2 separate regions of the Homo sapiens genome follow, and region 2 is linked to region 1. The links are chromatin loops, found by intact Hi-C in ENCODE. Cell type or tissue: PC-9. All regions are shown on one strand. Each heading gives the region's core, and the rest is flanking DNA. Links, peaks and the distances in the headings are about the cores only.

Evidence for each region. Peaks named below come from ENCODE experiments on the same cell type or tissue, not always from the same donor. Only the 100,000 strongest peaks of a DNase experiment are listed, where the experiment ranks them.
Region 2: a loop joins it to region 1, with 4 times the contacts of the local background. A loop is called at or near these places in 7 of 110 quality-filtered maps.

What each region holds. Positions count from the first base shown.
Region 1 is chr9:36,322,020-36,334,811 of GRCh38, reverse strand. No RefSeq gene overlaps it. Among named protein-coding and RNA genes, the nearest start is that of GNE, 70 kb to the right of the region's middle. In PC-9, for the core only: CTCF peaks have their summits at 5,617 and 5,818 (motif pointing right); DNase peaks (open chromatin) are centred at 5,831 and 6,641; H3K27ac peaks cover 932 bases.
Region 2 is chr9:36,273,870-36,284,401 of GRCh38, reverse strand. The region is part of intron 2 of LOC124902150 (a long non-coding RNA gene); the gene reads right to left. It also overlaps a transcript of GNE not described here. Among named protein-coding and RNA genes, the nearest start is that of GNE, 21 kb to the right of the region's middle. In PC-9, for the core only: no CTCF peak of the experiment used is centred there; DNase peaks (open chromatin) are centred at 3,181, 7,331 and 9,151; H3K4me3 peaks cover 3,338 bases; H3K27ac peaks cover 5,396 bases.

The DNA.
Region 1 (12,792 bases), core at 2,267-10,266:
GCCTGTAAGCATAGGCTATGTGGCCTTTCCATGCAGAAGCATATATAAAAGCCAGCTCTCTTCGTCTGCTTGGGTAGTGGCGGCCTGAGTCACTCCCTAGAAAAGAGTTGTGTTTTTTGTTTTGTTTTGTTTTTTTCCCCTGCTCTGTCCCCCAGGCTGGAGTGCAGTGACGTGATCTCGGCTCACGGCAACCTCTGTCTCCTGGGTTCAAGTGATTCTCCTGCTTCAGCCTCCCGAGTAGCTGGGATTCAAAGTATGTGCCACAACACCCATCTAATTTTTGTATTTTTAGTAAAGACGGGGTTTTGCCATGTTGGCCAGGCTGGTCTCAAACTCCTGACCTCAGGTGATTCACCCGCCTCAGCCTCCCAAAGTGCTGGGGTTACAGGCATGAGCCACTGCGCCTGGCCGGGAGGATGAGATTCTTATGAATGGGATCACATCACACAGCCAATGTTTCAGCTCTCTTGTACACTTTAATGAACTGGATGAACAAGGCCGTTCAATAAAGTGTAATTAGCCACATGATTTTAAATTTTGTGAGCCACATTAAAAACAGTTGAAATTATTTTTAATATTCAGTCCAATATGCCAAAATATTTCTACTGTAATATTAAGATACTTTATATTTTCTCATACCAAGTCTTTGAAATCCAGTGTGTATGTTACATTGATGATGCATCTCAGTTTGGACCAGCCACATTTCAAATGCTCAGTAGCCACACGTGCATAGTGGCCAAGTTAGATGGCACAGGTCTAGACCAGAACTATGCAGAGTTAACCTGGTTTCTAAAGAGTTGAACGTTACTCGTGAGATCCCAAGATGACTTTCTATTATTGTATGCCTTAACAAACTACAGTATGATTTTAAAACATTTTATTCTATATATAGTTGAATGTAACTTTTGTTGCTACAATACATTAGAAAATACTCATTTTTAAAGCAGTCTTAATTTCTCTGAAGCTGCCATAGATTCAAGAACAAAGCTCCTTGTTTGTCAGTAAATCTTCAGATATATTTGCTTGAATTCACAGCTATTTAAAATAATTGGGCCAGGCACAGTGGCTCCCGTCTGTAATCCCAGTACTTTGGAGGCCAAGGTGGGTGGATCACTTGAGGCCAGGAGTTCAAGACCAGCCTAGCCAACATGGTGAAACCCCATCTCTACTAAACATACAAAAAAAAAAAAAAAGGGCTGGGCATGGTGGCTCACGCCTGTAATCCCAACACTTTGGGAGGCCAAGGCAGGCGGATCATGCGGTCAAGAGATCGAGACCATCCTGGCAAACATGGTGAAACCCTGTCTCTACTAAAAATATAAAAATTTGCTGGGTGTGGTGGCGCATGTCTGTAGTCCCAGCTACTTGGGAGGCTGAGGCAGGAGAATCATTTGAACCCAGGAGGTAGAGGTTGCAGTGAGCTGAGATCGCACCACTGCACTCCAGCCTGGTGACCCAGCGAGACTCCATCTCAAAAAAAAGAAAAAGCCGGGCGAGGTAGCAGATGCCTACTGTAATCCCAGCTACTCGGGAGGCTGAGGCAGGAGAATCACTTGAACCCAGGAGGCAGAGGTTGCAGTGAGCCAAGATCATGTCACTGCACTCCAGTCTGGGCAACAGAGTGAGACTCCGTCTCAAAAAAAAAAATAATTTGATCCTCATAAAATTCAGCATTCCAAAGAATTGGGGGTAGGAAACTTGAGCCCCACTTTGAGATGGGGTGGATTCCTCTTGAGATACTCTACAGCACACATACTCTTGACCTTTTCATGTATCTCTGTCTCCTAATTTGGCAGGAAATATAGGAAAAGGAACAAGGGAAAAACATAGTGACAGCCAGGAATATTGAATGTCACCTTATAATCTGAAAATATGTGGTAGAATTAGTTTGGATGTTTTCCCACTATATAGAAGAAGTGACTTGTTCAGGAAGAAGAAATCCACATCCCCTTCAAATGTCTAGTTCTTGGTCTACACATGGGAACAATACATGGTGACTGGTTAATAACCAATGGTCCACACCTAGGAGTCTGCCAGGACCCACTAGTCTGGCTAAATAAGGTGGTTATTGTATATCTTCTGGTGAAGAGTTCTCCAGTTGGGTGTGGTGGCTCACACCTGTAATCTCAGCACTTTGAGAGGCTGAGTCTGGCTGATGGCTTGAGCTCAGGAGTTTGAGACCAGGCTGGTCAACATGGCGAAACCTCATCTCTACAAAAAATACCAAAAAAAAAAAAAAAGCCGGACGTGATGGTGCACATCTGTAGTCCAGGCTACTAGGGAGGCTGAGGCAGGAGAATTGCCTGAGCCCAGGAGGTGGAGGCTGCAGTGAGCTCTGATCATGCCACTGCACTCCAGCCTGGATGACAGAGTGAGGCCCTGTCTTTAAAAAAAAAAAAATTCTCCAAATGTGTGCTGAGGCAGATTTCTGATAGTTCAAACTTAACCCTAGTATGATAGACATTTCTGTAGTCAGTGTAAGCAGTATGGTATCCAGACATCCTAATTGGCTCTTTTTCTCCTTTTCTGCTTTTGGACATCAGTACTAAACTTAAGCTGAATCAGAGGAAAATAACAACTCATCTACCAAAATAAGGCCGGTCCCCTTGCCAATAAAAAATGTGTCACTATCCATGGTGATTCACACTCAGAATGCCCCAGCCTTGATGCCATTAAAGAGGAAAATAGGTCACATTTACTCTAATTCCAGAAGATCTACAGGAAACTGGGACCATCTCTCTGATCCAAGCTACTAAATTTTAGTTAGGGAAACAAATCAGGAAAAAGAGCTCACGTTCAGTTATTCTTGTTCAACACACACAAAGAGAGGTCCAGGTCCTTGCTAAGGAATATTCACAACCTAACTCAGCTCCGCGAGCTTTTATTGAGCACCAGCTTATGCCAGGCAGCTTTGAAATCAGGTCTTTAGTGTATTCATTTCTTAGTGCTGCCATAACAAGTTACCACAAATGTGATGGCTTAAAGCAAAGTTATTCTCTCATAGTTGAGGCCACAAGTTAAAAGTCAAGATGTTGGCAGAGTTGGTTTTCTGTGATGGCTCTGGGGGAGAATTCATTCCATGCCTTTCCTAGTTTCTGATGGCTGCTAGCAACCCTTGGCTTATCTTGGCTTGTAGACATAACTCCAATCTCTGCTTCTGTCTTCACATGGCCACCTCCCACGTGTGTATCTTCTTCAGCTGGGTGGAAGTTCCCATGCCTCTACATAGATGTCAGCAATAAGATCGGCTGTAGGGATACTTGAAAGAAAAGCCCAATTCAGGCCGGGTACGGTGGCTCATCCCTGAAATCCCAGCATTTTGGGAGGCCGAGGCAAGCAGATCACCTGAGGTTGGGAGTTTGAGACCAGCCTGACCAACATGGAGAAATCCCATCTCTACTAAAAATACAAAATTAGTCAGGCATCGTGGCACATGCCTGTAATCCCAGCTACTCGGGAGGCTGAGGTAGGAGAATCACTTGAGCCCGGGAGGTGGAGGTTGTGATGACCAAGATTGTGCCATTGCACTCCAGCCTGGGCAACAAGAGCGAAAACCCCTCTCAAAAAATAGCCAGATTTGTTTCAACTCAATAAATCATTTGGATCTGTTCCAACAAATGAACTTGAGACTTCAGAATGTCTCATCATAAAGGATGGCCAAAATAATTTGGCCTAGAAAATGTTAACAAAGCTCACTCATTCCTGCAGTCAAAGATAAACCTCAGTCATGCTCTCACAGATTGATTTAGAGTAGCACTGCTTCCTGGTAGGTCCATGAAGATAAATTCACTATGAAATGTATCATCAGATAGATGAGCTTAAAGGGAATAGGAAGCCTACAACCTGTGTCCCACATGGAGAATCAAAATCTAGTGAACCTTGAAGACATGCTAAGTGAAAGCAGCCAGACACAAAAGGCCACTTATTGTATGATTCTGTTTATTTTTATTTTATTATTTTTTGAGACAGAGTCTCGCTCTGTCGCCCAGGCTGGAGTGCAGTGGCGCGATCTCTGCTCACTGCAAGCTCCGCCTCCCGGGTTCACGCCACTCTCCTGCCTCAGCCTCCCTAGTAGCTGGGATTACAGGCGTCGCCACCACACCCAGCTAATTTTTTGTATTTTTAGTAGAGACAGGGTTTCACCGTGTTAGCCAGGATGGTCTCGATCTCCTGACCTTGTGATCTGCTAGCCTCGGCCTCCCAAAGTGCTGGGATTACAGGCGTGAGCCACCGTGCCTGGCCTGTATGATTCTGTTTATATGAAATGTTAAGAATTGGCAACTCTACAGAGAAAGTATTAATAGATCAGTGGTAGACTAGAGCTGAGGGGATGGTGGAGTTGAGGGTGATAATGAAAGGCTATAAAGTTTATTTGGGGGGTAATGAAAATGTTCTAAAATTGATTATGGTGATGGATGACAACTCCAAGTATACTGGAAGCCACTGAATTGTACACAGTAAGTGGATCAATTGTATGGTGCAATTATCTATAATTGAACTGTGTCTTAATAAAGCTGCTTTTAAAAAGTACGATGACATATACCCACCAGAAAATATCTATAATTAGAAAGATTAACAATACCATATGTTGGTGAGGATGTGAAGCAAACTGAAATTCTCATCTGCTGTTGATGGTAATATAAATTGGAACAACCAATTTAGACAACTGGTTGGCATTGTCTACTAAAGTTCATGCGCTATAACCCAGTCATTCTTCTTCTAGGTATATTCCTAATAAAATGCATGCATATGGGCACCAAAAGGCATGTACAATAATGTTCATAGCAGGCTATAAAAGCCCAACCCTGGAAACAATCCAAATGTTTATCGACCATAGGACTGATGATAAATTATGGTTGAGCTTTACAATGGTTTTTATACAGCAAAGAGAAAACCAACTACACCAAGCAACATGGGTAAATGTTGCTAATGTATTGAATAAGATCCAAAAGAACACACTCTTGTGTCTTATTCAATATACTTGTGAGAATATTCTTACAAATTGTTCCAGTCATAGAAATATCAACAAGCAGAATTGATCTGTGATGTGAGAAGACGTGACCGTGATTACCCTAGCCAGGCAGTCGTGACCTACAGGAGTTCAGGGCATGAGGAGGCATCTGGGCTGTCAGTCATTTTTTATTTGTTGATCTACGTGCTTGGTTACACAAATGGTTCAATTTGAGAAATTCATTGTTCAATCTTCTGTATCATTTTATAAACTTTTTTTTTTGAGTTTTGCTCTTGTTGCCCAGGCTGAAGTGCAGTGGCGCGATCTCGACTCACTGCAGTGTCCGCCTTCCAGGTTCAAGTGATTCTCCTGCCTCAGCCTCCCAAGTAGCTGGAACTACAGGCATGCGCCACCATGCCCGGCTAATTTTTTTTTGTATTTTTAGTAGAGACAGGGTTTCTCCATGTTGGTTGGTCAGGCTGGTTTCGAATTCCTCAGGTGATCTGCCCGCCTCGGACTCCCAAAGTGCTGAGATTACAGGCATGAGCCACCGCACCCGGCTATAAATTTCATTAAAAAAATAAGTGGTAGACCCCACTCTGTGACACTTTATAGAAGTACAGCTGTACAATGCAAGGGCAGATGAATTTTTATCATCTTAAATGACAGCTTTATCAATATCCCTAATGCTGTACTACATAAAACCTAAACAAGTCCTCCATATCACTTTCCTCATCCCAAAACATGTTTTTAACTTGCTTTTTAAGTAAAAAAGTATCAGAGCAGCAATATTTCTATTAGAATATTGCCACTATGCTAGTAAAGTATTTATGCATGACATTTACACCAGGAGGCGCTGTTGTTCAAAACCAAGTTCCAAATACAGTACAAGCTTCTTAATGCACAGGTCAGGACTGACACGGTTATAAACAGTTAATGTGCTTTCATATTGCTTTTATTCGTGGAAAGCATACATTAGAAATCTGCCTGCCAGAATAGTCCAGGATCGCTACAGCTTACAACCTCATTCCTTCTTGAGCAATGTTGTGTTTATTCCCTGCAGAGTGGGGCTTCTAAAAGTTTATGTGGTTTTTGAATATTTAATAACGGATTTTTTTTTTCTGGTTGTATTCTTTTTTTTTCTTTTGAGACAGAGTCTCATTCTGTCGCCCAGGCTGGAGTGCAGTGGTATGATCTCAGCTCACTGCAAACTCCACCTCCCGGGTTCAAGTGATTCTCCTGCCTCAGCCTCCCGAGTAGCTGGGATTACAGGCACCCACTATGACACCCGGCTAATTTTTGTATTTTTAGTAGAGACAGGGTTTCACCATGTTGGACAGGCTGGTCTCGAACTCCTGACCTCAAGTGATCCGCCCGCCTCAGCCTCCCAAAGTGCTGGGATTACAGGCGTGAGGCACCGTGCCTAGCTTTGGTTGCATTCCAAAATGCAAATTTGTTTAGCTTTAAAATCAAGCCTCCTCTGTGCTGAACAAGACTGATTGCTGCATATGAATTCCACTCCCATGCTCCTTCCACAGTGCCATAGGTACGGTTGAGACTGGAGCTACCATGTCGGCCGAGGCCTGCCTCTCCCAACCACAGGTTTGCCAGTGGCTTCCTAAATGTCAGGTCTAATAAACACGTTCCAGTCTTTGTGCTGCTGGACTGCTCTGTGGTGTGAGACTCTCTGCATATCGAGGTGTGGAGGCCTGGCAGGGACAGGCCAGAGGAAGGCTGCTGCGGCTCCCATGACTCGCCCTTTGGCTGTCATGTGATACTCCTCTCACTAAATCCTCAGTGTTGCTCTCTGAGTTCTTTCTCCTGAGTTTCTTTTTCTCTGGCCCACCCGTTCCCATCAGGGCTCACCAGGATATGACCCTCACCATTTTCCCATTCTGCGCACTCTTCCTGGAGCTAGTGCATCCTCTCCTACTTGCATCAGCAACCTTTTTACAGTTCCCCTAACACAGAGATTCCTATCTCCAGTCCCACTTCTCCTTGTGTTTCCTGCTAAACATCTCCTCCTGAAGTTATCCTCCTGAATATCCTGTAGGCCAAGTTGTCCAACCCATGGCCCGCGGGCCCACATGCAGCCCGGGACAGCTTTGAATGTGGCCCAACACAAATTCCTTATCTTTCTTAAAACATGAGATTTTTTGGCAATTTTTTTTCAGCTCATCAGCTATCATTAGTGATAGAGTTTTATGTGCGGCCCAGAAAAGCCAAAAGATTGGACACCCCAGCTGTAGGCACTCAAACTCAACATATCCAAATATGGACTCTTCAAACTTCCCCGCAAACACATTTCTTCTCCTGTACTGCCTGGCTCCATTGCTGGCCTACCATTCACCGGATACCCTAGCCAGAAACAGGAGGGTCATCCTTGACTCTTTCATCTTCTGCCTCCCCAACGCCTAGTGAACGGTCCTTTCCTCTCCCTTTCCTCCACAGCCCTAGTTCAGGCCCCATCATCTCCTGCCTTTCCACGATCTCGCTTCCTGCTTTGTACCCCTCACTTTCATATTCAGACCTCTGCACAGCCTCCAGAGGGAATCACTCAAATACAACCTGATCGTGGCCCCTTTACCCCCGACTCCCACCCATAGCTCCAAACCCTTAAATGGCTCTCCCCTGCCACAGGACAAAGTCCAATCTTATTAGATGCTCCCCTTCGCAACAAGAGCCTTCTTAACCTGCTCCTGATGATGGCTCCAGCCTTGGCTGCCAGGACTCCCTTGCCCGGCATACTACACTCTGGCAGCGTCAGCCTGTTCCCAGTTCCCCGAGACACACTGGGCCCCACATTCCCCTCTGCCTGGAAGTCCTCTTCCTCCCTCCTCTGTCTTCTCCCCTGACTCAATTCTGGTATCCCCTCCTCCAGGAAACCTTTCCTGAATCTTATAAGCCAGGGAGCAAGACGCTCTACACCCTCCTCCTGTTGTGAGCTTGCCAAGTTCTCATTTTTTCCCTTCCCTGGGTGGAAAGGTGTGCTTTCCACTAACCTGCAAGCATCTTGTGCTGGCACTGACTCATGCCTTTACCTCTAGAGCCCAGCACAGGGCCTGGCACATAGCAGGGGTTGAATAAATGCGTGTGTGTGTGTGTGTGTGTGTGTGTGTGTGTGTGTGTGTGTATGTGACAGAGTCTCGCTGTGTCACCCAGGCTGAAGTTCAGTGGCGCAATCTCGGCTCACTGTAACCTCTGCCTCCCAGGCTCAAGCGATTCTCCTGCCTCAGCCTCCCAAGTAGCTGGAATTACAGGTGCACACCACCACCGCCTGGCTAATTTTTGTATTTTTAGTAGAGATGGGTTTCACCATGTTGGCCAGGCTGGTCTCAAACTCCTGACCTCAAGCGATCTGCCTGCCTCGGCCTCCCAAAGTGCTGGGATTACAGGCTTGAGCCACTGCAGGCCAAATAAATGTTTCTTGAATGAAGGAGTGGAGAATAACACTTGGGCTCGAACTGGTTAGGGGGCTGGTGGGAACAGTCCCGTAAGGAGTGAATATTAGAGGAGCAGGTTTTGAGAAGAGTAAGGAAGGAGAGCAGAGTACCCATGAGTGAGGAGGACTGGACTTCACGTGCTGGGAGGTGCCCAGGGCACACGCAAGGGCAGATGTCCAACAGACAAGCTGGATGACCAGACTTAGAGCTCTAGAGAGAAGCCTGGGCAACTGGGTGTTAGCGTGTAATTGTGGCAGCTAAGACAAGGCTGACTTCAGGAGGCCTCAGAAGGAAGCCTCCTTTTTTAAGAGAGGACTACCCCTTTTACTACTAGAGGAAGATTCCTCCCTTCCAGATTAGATCCAGGGTGAAGGCCTTCTTGGGAAAGGCCTCAGGGGCTGTCGAGGGCCTCCAGACAGGTGAGGAGCCACCTGTGCCATCCCAGGGCTGCCTGGGGGCCTTGGGCCAACAACACCTTCTTCAGGACCCTGGGCCTGCTGAGCTGGGCAGGGCTCCTCTCAGCTCTGAGTGATGCACTGCGGAGGCCTGGCAGAGACAGGCCAGAGGAAGGCTGCCGCGGCTCCCATGACTTGCCCAATTCTGGGTGAACCACCTTCCTGGTCTTGTGTATCTAATGAATTAGGTTCAAGTCAGTCATTATTAATCCAGACAGAGTTGACAGCCACCCCGACATACCGCACGCACACAGAAACTGCAACCAGCAACAAGCCCTGGCCCGTGCACAGAACTCAGATGACATCAGCTCCTCGACCGTCCAGGGTCCATGGGGCCCATTGTCCAGAGAGGGCATCGCCTGTCCCACAGGGACTGGCTCATCGAGACTCTTCCTAGGAATCTACCACCCAAACCTGACTTGGAACCAAAGGCCATGCTGGAGGGAAATGCCCCAGAGTCTCATCTCACAAAGATGTGGACGGAAGCTCAGGCCCAGGCAGCCCCAGAGTCTCATCTCACAAAGATGTGGACGGAAACCCAGGCCCAGGCAGCTATTTCTTGAAGCTCCTCAGTGCACTCGGTGAATTGCACAATAAGTAGCCGTAGGGGCTGCTTGGACAAAATGGCTGTGATGAGAGAAAAAGCAGGAAGCTGGCAGAAGTTGTAGGCACAAAGCTGCTGTCACAGCAATCCACCCGTAGGAAGTCCCTGGCCGACCTCACAGGGGCTCGCTCCCTGCTGCTGATCTGCAACGCTAGTTCCGCTTCCGGGCTATCGGCGCAGCTCATAATGACTCTATCCGCTGAGGCCCTCGGGAGTGGGGCCAGGTCAGCGTCCATTTTGTATGACATGACGTGCCCCCTGTGCCCATGGGTGTGCCTTCTCTAGGATTTTGGAACTGAGGGAGGAAGAAAAGAACAGTGATGGCCAGGCGTGGTGGCTCAGGCCTGTAATCGCAGCACTTTGGGAGGCTGAGGCCAGGAGATCGAGATCAGCCTGGCCAACATGGCGAAACCCCGTCTCTACTAAAAATAACAAAAATTAGCTGGGCGTGGTGGCAGGCACCTGTAGTCCCAGCTACTCGGGAGGCTGAGGCAGGAGAATCGCTTGAACCTGGGTGGCAGAGGTTGCAGTGAGCTGAGATCGCACCACTGCACTCCAGCCTGGGTGACAGAGCGAGACTCTATCTCAAAAAAAAAAAAAACCAGGAAAAAAACAAAACAAAAAAAACCAGTAACCGTAGTGGCCACCTTTTCCTGCCGCAAGGCCTAGAGGAGCAGAGAGAGCCTGACTGCAGGAAAAGAGAAGAACAGAGCAGAGACGGAGAGGAGCAGAGAGGGAAGCAGAGCACCCCGATGGAGCATGACCAATGGTCCCTGGTCGTGTCCTACCTGGACCTCAGCTCTCAAGCTCCATGAGACACCCGTGGATCCTTAGGACGAATTCCCCAAGTTTTGGTTTTTATTTTTGAGACAGGGTCTTGCTCCTAGGCTCAAGTCATTGTCCCACTTCAGCCTCCCAAGTAGCTGGAACCACAGGTTTGTGCCACCACTCCCGGCTAATTTTTTAAATTTTTTGTAGAGACAAGAGGTCTCATTATGTTGCTCAGGTTGGCCTCAAACTCCTGAGCTCTAGCAATCTGCCCGCCTCATCCTCCCAAAGTGCTAGGATTACAGGGGTGAGCCACCGCGCCCAGCCAGTTCCCCATGTTTTGACTTGGTAACATAACTCCAATTCGTTGAGAATCCTTATTAACACCAGAGACGTGCCACTAATTAGCAGCGTGTCCATGGGTCATTTGTGTAACCTCTTCAGGCATCATTTCCTCATCTAGCATGTGGGGATACGAAGATACTTCGCAGGATCAAAGGGACGCAAATAACTGAGTGAGAATGAAAGTGCCAACTACGGTATACCCACATGGCAGGCTCATTAACCAACAGCTTTCCTGTGTGAAGACACCTCCAAAGGTCTGGAGAGAAGGTCCTGGAATCATTCACGTATTAATGATACGTGGTTGAAACTCAGCACTGAATGAAAAATCGATTATTTTGCCCTCTAGAGCATTCAGTTTCTTCTAAATCAAAAGAAGCAATATTGTCTTCCGGACTAAGTTCTTGGGTTTACAAATCTAGACATTTTGTCTAATGAACATTTTTCATTGCCTACCAGTAACCATCCCCATTCCTCAAGGCAAATTATCCAATAAAGATAGAGAGCACAAGTCTTTTTTTTTTTTTTTTTTTTTTTTGAGACCAAGTTTCATTCTTGTCACCCAGGCTGGAGTGCACTGGCATGATCTCAGCTCACTGCAACCTCTGCCTCCCTGGTTCAAGCAATTCTCCTGCCTCAGCCTCCTGAGTAGCTGGGATTACAAGTGTGCACCATCATGCCCGGCTAATTTTTGTATTTTTAGTAGAGACAGGGTTTCACCACATTGGCCAGGCTGGTCTTGAACTCCTGACCTCAAGTCATCCACCTGCCTCGGCCTCCCAAAGTGCTGGGATTACAGGTGTGAGCCACCATACCCAGCCAGAGAAACCTTTTTTTTTTTTTTTTTGAGACAGGGTCTTCGCTCTGTCACCCAGGCTGGAGTGCAGTGGTGCAATCTCAACTCACTGCAACCTCCGCCTCCTGGGTTCAAGTGATTCTCCTGCCTCAGCCTCCTGAGTAGCTGGGATCACAGGCACCTGCCAGCATGCCCAGCTAATTTTTGTATGTTTAGTAGAGACGGGGTTTCACCATGTGGGCCAGGCTGGTCTTGAACTCCTGACCTCAGGTGATCCACCTGCCTTGGCCTCCCAAAGTGCTGGGATTACAGGCGTGAGCCACCGCGCCCAGTGGAGTCTTTTTTTTTTTTTTTTTTTTTAAGATGAGGCTCTATGTTATCCAGGCTGGTCTCAAACTCCTGGGCTAAGGGATCTTCCCACCTCATCCTCCTAGGTAGCTAGGATTACAGGCACACGCCATGGCACTCAGCTTTGAAGCCTTTTATAACCTATAGTAACCTTATAACCTAATTGTGGAAGTGACTTGCCATCCCTTTGCTATATTCTTTGGTCGCACAGGCCAATCCTGGTGCACTGTGGGAAGGGACTGCCTAAGGGTGTGGATATCAAGAGGCTGGGATCCCTGGGGCCATCTTGGATGCTGCCTACTACAGAGAATACGTTTCAAGATTTCCTATCAAAATATCCCTGAGGGCAGAGGGGAATGACTGTGAATGGACTCTGCAGGGCCTGCAGGTTTGGCACCAACAGCAAATAGCTCACTACAATGGAGAAATGCCCAGCCAATTTATCCTCTCTTAAGTACATAATAATTACATTACATCCCCGTTACACCAGAAGGTTTAAGTAAATGTGATGCTTTCGGAGCCCTGTGACATACATTGGGTAGGCCCAGTGCTCAACTTCTAGTTTGAAGAGCAGGGCAGGGGAACTTGTTTGGAGACTGGTTAGAGGTCTAGGAAGGCCAAAGTGACAATTGCTTATGAGAATTGGCAACTACAATGCCTGAGGCATTTTTGTTTTTTAACTTATTTTAAGTTCAGGGGTACACGTGCAGGTTTGTTATATAGGTAAACTTGTGTCATGGGGGTTTGTTGTACAGATTATTTTGTCACCCAGACATTAAGTCTTGTATCTATTAGTTATTTTTCCTGACCCTCTCCCTCCTCCCACCCTTCACATCCTGACAGGCCCCAGTGTGTGTTGTTCCCCTCTATGTGTCCTCATCATTTAGCTCCCACTTATAAGTGAGAACATGAGGTATTTGATTTTCTGTTCCTGCATTAGTGTGCTAAAGATAATGGCCTTCAGTTCCATCCATGTTCCTGCAAAGGATATAATCTCATTCTTTTTGATGGCTGCATAGTATTCCATGGTGTATAGGTACCACATTTTCTCTATCCATCTACCACTGATGGGCATTTGGGTTGAT
Region 2 (10,532 bases), core at 2,511-10,510, 51 kb after region 1:
CACTGAAGGCTCAGGTGATCATTAGCATTTTTCAGTAATAAAGTATTTTACAAGACCAGTGCTCTAACCCATTAGCTATGGAGCCGTAATAAAGTATTTTAAAATTCCAGCGGGCATGGTGGCTCACGCCTATAATCCCAGCACTTTGGGAGGCTGAGGAGGGTGGATCACCTGAGGTCAACAGTTCGAGACCAGCCTGGCCAACATGGAGAAACCCCGTCTCTACTAAAAATACAAAAATTAGCCGGGAGTGGTAGCGGGGGCCTGTAATCCCAGCTATTCAGGAGGCTGGGGCAGGAGAATCGCTTGAACTCATGAGACAGAGGTTGCAGTGAGCTGAGATCACGCTACTGTACTCCAGCCTGGGTGACACGGTGAAACTCTGTCTCAAAATAAATAAATAAATAAATAAATAAATAAATAAATAAGGTATATATGTTGTGCTGGGTGCAATGGTGGATGCCTGTAATCCTAGCACTTTGGGAGGTCAAGGCAGGTGGACTGTTTGAGCCCAGGAGTTTGAGACCAGCCTGAGCAACATAGTGAGACCCCATCTCTAAAAAAATACAAAAAATTAGCTGGGTGTGGTGACTCATGCCTGTACTCCCAGCTACTCAGGAGGCTGAGGTGGGAGGTTCGCTTGAGCCCTGAAGGCAGAGGTTGCAGTGAGCCGAGATTGTGCCACTGCACTCCAGCCTCGGCAACAGAGTGAGCCCTGTCATTAAGAAAAAAAAAAAAAAAAAAAAAACGGCCGGGCGCAGTGGCTCATGCCTGTAATCCCAGCACTTTGGGAGGCCGAGATGGGCGGATCACGAGATCAGGAGATCGAGACCATCCTGATGAACACGGTGAAACCCCATCTCTACTAAAAATACAAAAAATTAGCCGGGCGTGGCAAGCGCCTGTAGTCCCAGCTACTCGGGAGGCTGAGGCAGGAGAATGGCGTGAACCCAGGAGGCGGAGCTTGCAGTGAGCCGAGATCGCGCCACTGCACTCCAGCCTGGGAGACAAAGCGAGACTCCGTCTCAAAAACAACAACGACAACAACAACATCAAGGCTGAACTGACCTTTAGCACCAAAGAGACCACTCTGTCTCTCCTCTCTCAGGTTTAACTTTCTCATAAAAATCTTACCCCCAGCCCATTTTAACTTAACTCACAATATATGCCTGGCACTATGCAAGACTCTGGAAATGTGAAGAGGAACAAAATAGCTATGGCTGACCCCTAGTTGGCCACAGTTTATAGTCTACCAGAAATAGTTATCAAAGTGTGGTCTGGGGACCTCGGAGGAGGGAGGGAGAGTCTTGGAGCCCTTTTGGGGCTGTGTGTGAAGGCCAAACTACATTCCTGTATTCATAATAATATAGCCAGTTCTCTTTCTTCATGGTAGTTATGTTCTATAAAGTTGCTGTGAATGCTGAATAAGTGAATACTGAATTATTACTCTTAAGGGAAATACAGGGTTAGGTTCCTAAAGCCTCTGGTCATTTTTGTCAACCAACCAATACGTAACTTTGTTTTCTGTGTATTTCTATTTAAAGATACCTTAACATGAGAGGATGGTGGCATGTATGCCATCTCCCATTCATGTTCCTACTTCCCTGGAAGGCTGAGATGATTTCTTATGCCTTCCAGGTTCTGATGAGATTAGGGCTTTATGCTGTGGCCCCCTCAGAATAGAGCTGCAGAATACTAAAGCCCTTAGCTGCAGCTAAGAATGAGCTTCTCGAAAGGGCGTCCCATGGCTTGCCTTGCAGTTATCTGACCCCTCTTGTTTTGGTGTTGTCCTTTTGGTGAGTGGGACAAAGACCATAGGAGCTGGCACCTTGAGCCACTCTTCCTTTTGCTGTTTACGTAAGTGCCAAACAGTCTGATCTAAAAGTAGCCTGTTGTACCTTTCCGGTTCAACCAGGCAGGCCTTGTCCTTGCCCTCGTGTGTGCTCAACAAATAGGAAAGACCAAGAGGCAGGTATTAGATCAGCGTATTGCCTAGGCATTCTGCTCATTACTAGCCCATCTGACCCCTACATCTGCAGCCTGAAACCCAGTGATGAGAAAATTCTCCACGTTACAACCCTCATAAATGGCATTAACCTCTTCTAGAAGAAGATGGATTGCAAATGATTTTTAGATGTTCTTGTGGATAATACTTGCAGTATCTACACATTTAACGTTTGTTCATATTACCATCATTGCAGAACACAGGGGTAAAAAAGCTGCAAGTTGGAGAAGGAGTCTTTGCTTCTCCAAAGGAGACTTCTCTCCTCTTTTGCTCTCTCAGGAAAGAGGGGACTCTAAAGTAGTTCACTTAGGGGTGGACCATGCAACATGGCTAAAAATGAGGCCTGCCCAGAGACCAAGGCTTTTCACAACTTCCTCTGTCATTCTGTGAAACTTAGTCTTAAACAGATCAGGGTTTTGCCTGGCTAAAAACTGTATTCTCTACTTTATCTGAAGTGAAATGTATTTCTCCTGTTCCAGCCAGTGACCAATCCAACCATCTTATCCTGGAAAAAAAAAATAAATTGTAAGCATCCTCAAGATGCATTCACTTTCGAAGTTTTATTATTTACTGGCTCACAAAGTAATAATGTACACTGTAAAAAAGTGTGCAAGGCCGGGCTTGTGGTGGCTCACGCCTGTAATCCCAGCTCTTTGGGAGGCCAAGGTGGGTGGATCACGAGGTCAGGAGATCGAGACCATCCTGGCTAACATGGTGAAACCCTGACTCTACTAAAAATACAAAAATTAACAGGGCATGGTGGTGCGCACCTGTAGTCCCAGCTACTCAGGAGGCTGAGGCAGGAGAATCACTTGAACCTGAGAAGCAGAGGTTACAGTGAGCCAAGACTGCGCCACTGCACTCCAGCCTGGCAACAGAGCGAGACTCCGTCTCAGAAAAACAAAACAAAAAAAAGTGCAAAATACAAAAAGTAGAAATAAGCACACAGAAAAATCAGTCTCGCATCTACAAGGAGGCAACAACTGTTAATATTCTAAGATACTTCCCTTAAGTCCTTTATGTATTTTTTTCCTTTACACAAGCACAACTCTATATGCGATCTTGTGCTTAGCCTTTTGATTCACATCATTTCATATTTCTCCATGATTTCACATTGTAAATATCATGTTGACTAACTGCATAGCGATTTGTGGATGCATCAAAATTTACCTAACTCTTCCTCAAACATGTGGCACGTAGGTTAAGAAGCTTGTCACTCTTGACACAAGCTATCTGAATGAGTGACAGACGGTATGGTGTGGTTAAAATAGCAGTGACTTTGCAGTCACATTTTTTGACCCATGTTTGAGATCTGGGTCAGCCACTTGTAACTTGTTTGTGTGACTTTAGGCAAACCACTTAATTTCTCTGAGCCTCAATTCCTTTCCTGGTCTATAAAATAGGACAGGTAACTTCCACTTCACTGAGTTGTTCTAAGTCAGGAGTGGACAGACTATAGCTCAGCGGCCAATTCCAGGCCACTATCTGTTTTTGTAAAAAAAAGTCTCAAAGGCACACAGCCATCTCCATTCCTTTATACATCGTGTATGGCTGCTTTTGTACCACAAGGGCAGAGCAGAGAAGTTGTGACAGAGACATGGCCTGCAAAAATATCTGGCCCTCTATAGAAAAGATTTGATGACCCCTATTCTAAATAATGGACATGAAAGTAATTCTGTAGACAGAAAAAAGCCTAACCAAATGTGAAAGATTATTCATGGCAGAGCCTACAGTAGGTGCTCATTAAACATTTGTTCTAAGGATGTGTAGCTCAATGGAGAATTGTATTCACCAGAATCCCTGCAGAATGAGTCTCTGTTTAGGAGAAGCATGAAGGAGGAGGTGATTCAGAAGAGCATCAGGATGGGGTGAGAACCCTGTGCAAAGGGACAGAAAAGGAGATTTTTAACACCTGGGAAACTACAGGGACAAGGAGAACTGTGTGAAGATGTTTAGAAGCTTTCTGGATGATGCTCTGAATAAAACTCCTGTGCAGCCCAATTAAAGTAAACATCTACAGTAAACATCAACATGGTTCTTTAAGACTCAGAGCAAGACCAGTGTTTATTTAACTTCAACTCAATGTAGGGATTGGATCACAAGGAGTATAGCTTTCAAATAGATTATCAAATGGACAGAATAAAAATAACAGCTCAGGCTGGGCATGGCAGCTCACGCCTGTAATCCCAGCTCTTTGGGAGGTCAGGGCAGGAGGATCACTTGAGCCCAGGAGTTTGAGACCAACCTGGGCAACACAGTGAGACTTCATCTTTGTATTTTAAAATAAGCTAATTAATTAAATAAAAATAAAAATGTCTCTGGGCATGGTGGCTCACGCCTCTAATCCCAGCACTTTGGGAGGTTGAGGCAGGCGCATCACTTGAGGTCAGGAGTTTAAGACCAGCCTGGCCAACATGGTGAAACTCCATCTCTACTAAAAATACAAAAATTAGCTGGGCACGGTGGCATGTGCCTGTAGTCCCAGCTACTCAGGAGGCTGAGGCAGGAGAATCACTTGAACCCAGGAGGTGGAGGTTGCGATGAACCAAGATAACGCGTCACTGCCCTCCAGCCTGGGCGACAGAGTAAGACCTCCGTTTAAAAAAAAAAAAATCAGCCCTAATATTGAATTTACAATACAAAATTTTAATTATATGTGCTCCCATAAAGCACAATGAAGAACATCTTATTTATTAAAAAGAGGATAATATTTCACTGAGCAGGCTGGGCACAGTGGCTCATGCCTGTAATCTCAGCCCTTTGGGAGGCCAAGGAGGGCAGATTGCTTGAGCCCAGGAGCCTGAGCAACATGGCAAAACCTCATCTCTACAAAAAATACAAAAATTAACCAGGCGTGATGGTGGGCTCCTTTAATCCCGGTTACTCAGGAGGCTGAAGCACGAGAATTACTTGAAACCGGGAGGTGGAGGTTGCTGAGCCGAGATCGTGCCATTGCGCTCCAGCCTGGGCGACAGAGCAAGACTCTGTCTTAAAAAAACAAAAAACAGGCTGAGCAAGGTGGCTCATGCCTGTAATCCCAGCACTTTGGGAGGCTGAAGTGGGAGGATCACCTGAGGTCAGGAGTTCGAGACCAGCCTGGCCAACATGGCGAAACCCTGTCTCTACTAAAAATACGAAAATTAGCTGGGGTGGTGGTGCATGCCTGTGATCCCAGCTACTTGGGAGGCTGAGGCTGGAGAATCACTTGAACCTGGGAGGCGGGGGTTGCAGTGAGCTGAGATCGTGCCACTCTACTCCAGCCTGGGTGACAGAGTGATACTCTGTCTCAAAAAAATAAACAAAAATAAATAAATAAAAACAAAAAACAATTTTAAAAAATGGTAGTAAGGTCAGACTTTTGATCATATATTTTTTTGAGTTCCCTAGTGCTATTCTGCCAATTTTTTCTATTGGACAGCTTTTTCTCTCCCATTGCTGATTTGTAAGCTCTCAAGTGAGGTCCTATAGGCAGTCTATGGACAGTATATTAAATACTGGATATTTTTGTTTATTTATTTCTTGAGACAGTGTCTTGCCGTGTGGCCCAGGCTGCAGAGCAGTGGCAAGATCACAGTTCATTGCAGCCTCAAACTCCTGGACTCAAAGCAGTCCTCCCAGTTCAGCCTCCTGAGCAGCTGGGACTATAAGCATGTGCCACCAAGACCAGCTAATTAAAAAAAAATTCTTTTTGTAGAGATGGGTATCTAAATATGTTGCCCAGGCTGGTCTTGAATTCCTGGCCTCAAGTGATCCACCTGCCTTGGCCTTCCAAAGTGCTGGGACTATAGGTGTGAGCCACCATGCCTGGATATTTTTATTGGGAGGAGGGGATGTCTGTCAAGATTAACCAAGAGGAAGTGAAAAAGCATAACAATCATCCATGAAAACTGGCCAAGTGGTGCACACTTTTAGTTCCAGCTACTTGGGAGGCTGAGGCAGGAGGATCACTTGAGTCCAGGTCTAGCCTGGACAATACAGCAAGACCCCACCTCTAAAAAATACTATCCATGGATCCACTCCTTTATCTGCCTGAAAAAAGAAGGTCCTGCCCTGGCACACTTAGAAGTGTTCTCTCCTGCCTCTCTATAAAGACGGAGGAAGCGGAGAAGACAACTTTTTTTTTTTTTTTTAACAGAGTTTTTAGTTAAGAGAGAAAAAAGAGCAGACTGGATGTGAGGAAACAGATGGGAAGAAAGAGCAAAGAGCAGAGATTTAACAAAAAATGTTGTTGAGGGTTATGTATACCTTTAACATATTTGAAAAATATAAGGGCCAGGAGTGGTGGCTCATGCCTGTAATCCCAGCACTCTGGGAGGCCAAGGCGGGTGGATCACCTGAGGTCAACAGTTCAAGACCAGCCTGGCCAACATGGCAAAACCCTGTCTCTACTAAAAAATACAAAAACTAGCTGGGCGTGGTGGCACACACCTGTAATCCCAGCTACTCGGGAGGCTGAGGCTGGAGAATTGCTTGAACCCTGGAGGCAAAGGTTGTAGTGAGCTGAGATTGTGCCACTGCACTCCAGCCTGGGCGACAAGAGCAAGACACTGTCTCAAGAAGAAAAAAAAATAAAGAAAAATATAAGAAAAAAATGAGTTATTTTAGCATGGTGGCTCACACCTGTATTCCCAGCACTTTGGGAGGCCGAGGTGATAGGATTGCTTGAACCCAGGAGTTCGAGATGGGCCTGAGCAACATAGTGAGACCCAGTCTCTTTCAAATAAAATAAAATAGACTTCAGACCATGGTTGACTTCAAAATCTATAAACATACAATGGTTAACTAAGAATTTCTGTGCCTGTGGGGGATACCTTTTAGTATAGTTTCTCTTGAGTGGAATGTGAAGTTGTGTGGTAGATAAGGCTAGGCTGTTCCAGTGGTCAAATGAGCATTTACCAGTGAAATGGAGAGTTGTTTGATAAGTAGATCATTGGTCAGTATCCCTTGCTACCAATCTGGCTGTGAGAGTCCCTAAGCACCAAAAGCAAGACACGAGCAAGACTCCATCTCAAAAAAAAAAAAAAAAAAAAAAAAAAAAAAAAGAAAAGAATAGAAAAAAAAAGTTTAGAATTAGAATTACGTATGTGTGAAAACAATGTGAAAAAAGACTTTTGTAGATTTTTGAACTACAAAAAAGACTTTTGTAGATTTTAAGAAACTCAGAAGAAAACTTTTTCTAGTGGAAAGTAAAATTATTGGATGGAATGGGAAATCCAAAACAGGGAAGTAACACTCAGACGCTGACTGACCACCTACTTTCGAGCTACTGTCCAGGAATATGAGAAGAATTCAGAGCCACATTTTTTTTCTTCCTTTTCAGAGAGGTGGGGCTTACGATTTAGTCTGGAATTCAGATGCCTATTGGTGACTGCTCCGTGGCAGCTAAACCAAGAAAACAGCTGCTCTGCTCATTATTTCAAACCACACTAGGGTACAGAGCTCGTGCTTCGGGATGGAAACCTATGGTTATCTGCAGAGGGAGTCATGCTTTCAAGGACCTCATGTAAGTAATTCGGAATTCAATAGAGCTTTATTATTGAAATTGCAATCAGAAAAAAAGGGGGGAAAAAGGAAAATTACAAAGAGGAAGAGGAAAGCTTTGGTTTTAAATCTATCAAATCCATCATTTTTAAAGACTTTTTTACTGCTAACTCAGTTTAGTCATTCTGTGGCTGCTACTTGCTTCTCAGTTACTGTGCCAAAATTCAGGGTCTTTCTGCATCTCCAAACTGAAAGTTGAAATTGAACTCTTTTCTCCAGATTCCTGGCACTTTCATCAGATAAAGTGGGGTTCCTTTTACTTTTTGAGATCTCTGTTTCATAAATACAGTTTATTTCCAAAACATGCAAAGTTTAACTATTTTGTTTCCTTCCCTTTTGAAACATGGCATGTAGAGCTGCCTGATTTGTACTTCTTTTCCCTCAGTTATTTAACTATTGACTGATCACATGATTGGGGTGGGTGCATTTACTCCAAGTTAATTAGTATCTAAGTCAAATAAAAAGGAAATTATCATGTTTATCAATATATAAATGCGACATATAGTGTGCTATACTATAGTGTAGTTTATTAAACCTAATTTTTCATTGAGGCATATGGAAATCCAAATGTTTTAGGAAATCATCATCACAGTTCAATTAGGTGATTAAAATATATATTCAATTTAAAGATCATCTATAGTTAAGGAATGGCTTATACAAACGTGTGTGTGTGTGTGTGTTTAAAGACAGGATCTTGCTCTGTCACCCAGGCTGGATTGTAGTGGCATAATCATAGCTCACTGCAGCTTTCAACTCCTGGGCTCAAGGGATCCTCCTGCCTCAGCCTCCCAAGTAGTCAGGACTACAGACACAGACTACCATACCCGGCAAACTTTTAAATTTTTTGTAGAGACAAGGTCTTGCTGCGCTGCCCAGGCTGATCTCGAACTCCTGGGCTCAAGTGATGTTCCTGGCTTGGCCTTTCAAAGTGCTGAGATTACAGGCGTTGAGCCCCTGTACCTGGCCTTATAAAAACTTTTCAATCAGATGATATTATTCCTGCAATTATTGCCAACACAGTTTACTCCTAGCTGTATCACCAATGCATACTTTCTATCTGCCTTCTTCAATGAGAATTTATTATTTTTATTTTTTATTAGCACACTTAAATTGAAATTCAAGGTCAGACTTTCTGAGCTTCTAGCTGGAACTTGTAAGTTTTTTTCCTCGTGTCATCAATAAAATCTGCTTAGAAATGGTTGTTTCTAGTTATGAAAGTAATAGTTGTTCTACTCATCTCTCCATCCATTTTTTTTGTATAACTGACTTTAAAAATATGGCCTGAAATAATCATTTCATTCATTTGCCTAATGTTTGGTGGTTTCTATGGCCACACAAGCTCTGAAATACTCTATATGGCCTTTAAGTTATCTTCCAAGTTACTCTGCCACTTAATAATTCAATTATCTTTTCCAATATTCCTCAGTAAAACCTTTCTCCTGTCAGGCTGGTCTCCCCTGTATGCTATTCTCATGCCCATTTTATTGTCTTCAATCACATCATGTTCTCTCTTCCAGGAAATACTCTTTTAAAATGTAAAACTGATAGGGTTTTGTGGCACACTGAATGTGAGACAGAAAGGAGGTGCAGAGGTCAAGAATGCCTCCTAAGATCCTAGTAGGTGATAATACGATTCACTGAGAATTAGGACGGAAGAGAAAGCCCAGGTTTATAAGGAAGAAGAAAGCTCAATTTTGGACAAGCGGATTTGAAGTGCTTGTAGAACACATCCAAATAAAGATGTCCTATAAGTAGCTGAATATTTGGGTTTGGACTGAGAAGACTGGGATAGAAATTCACATCTAGGAATCATTTTAAATGATTGTGAAACCGGCCGGGTGCGGTGGCTCGCGCCTGTAATCTCAGCACTTTGGGAGGCCGAGTCCGGCGGATCACGAGGTCAGGAGATCAAGACCATCCTGGCTAACACAGTGAAACCCCGTCTCTACTAAAAATACAAAAAAAATTAGCCGGGCATGATGGCGGGTGCCTGTAGTCCCAGCTACGCGGGAGGCTGAGGCAGGAGAATGGCGTGAACCCGGGAGGCGGAGCTTGCAGTGAACAGAGATCGCGCCACGGCACTCCAGCCTGGGCGACAGAGCGAGACTCCGTCTCAAGAGAAAAAAAAAAAAAAAGAATGTGAAACCATGCAAGTGGTTGAAGTCATGCTGGAGATACACTAAAATGAGATATAAGGAAGACTACAGAATTCTAGAAAATACTTTTATTTAGGAGTTTGAGAAAGTATGAGTCAGAGAAGTTGGAAGTAGGCAGGAAATCAGGTGTCTTGCAAGCCCAGGATGTAAAATATCTCAAGAATAAGGCAGTGACCAACAGTGTGAAAAAGAAGGGGTTAAGAGAAGAGAAGCCAGAGGGCAGAGAAGACTAGGTACATGGGCAGTTGGAAAAAGAGGGTACGTGGCCAGGAAAGCACCGCTAAATATTTAACAAAGGTGTAAGAGCCTGACACAATGGCTCACATCTCTAACCCCAGCACTTCAGTAGGTTGAGGCAGGAGGATTGCTTGAGGCCAGGAGTTCAAGATCAGCCTGGGCAACATAGCGAGACCCTAGTTCTAAAAAAATTACAAATATTAGCCGGACATGGTGGCACATGCCTGTAGTCCTAGCTACTCAGGTGGCTGAGGGGAGAGGATAGCTTGAACCTAGGAAGTTGAGGCTGCAGTGAGCCATGATCCTGCCACTGCACTCCAGCCTGGGTGATAGAGTAAGACCCTGTCACACACACACACACACACACACACACACACACACACACACACACACAGTACCATAGACCGAAGCACCTGGGTTTCCGCAGAATTTTATGCCCCATTAAATTTAGTGATGTCTAACAGTCATTCAGTTGTCTAAGATTTAGACAGCTATTATGTGAAAAATACCATTAAAGAGTTCCAAATTGGCCGGACGCGATGGCTCACACCTGTAATCCCAGCACTTTGGGGGGCCGAGGCGGGTGGATCGAC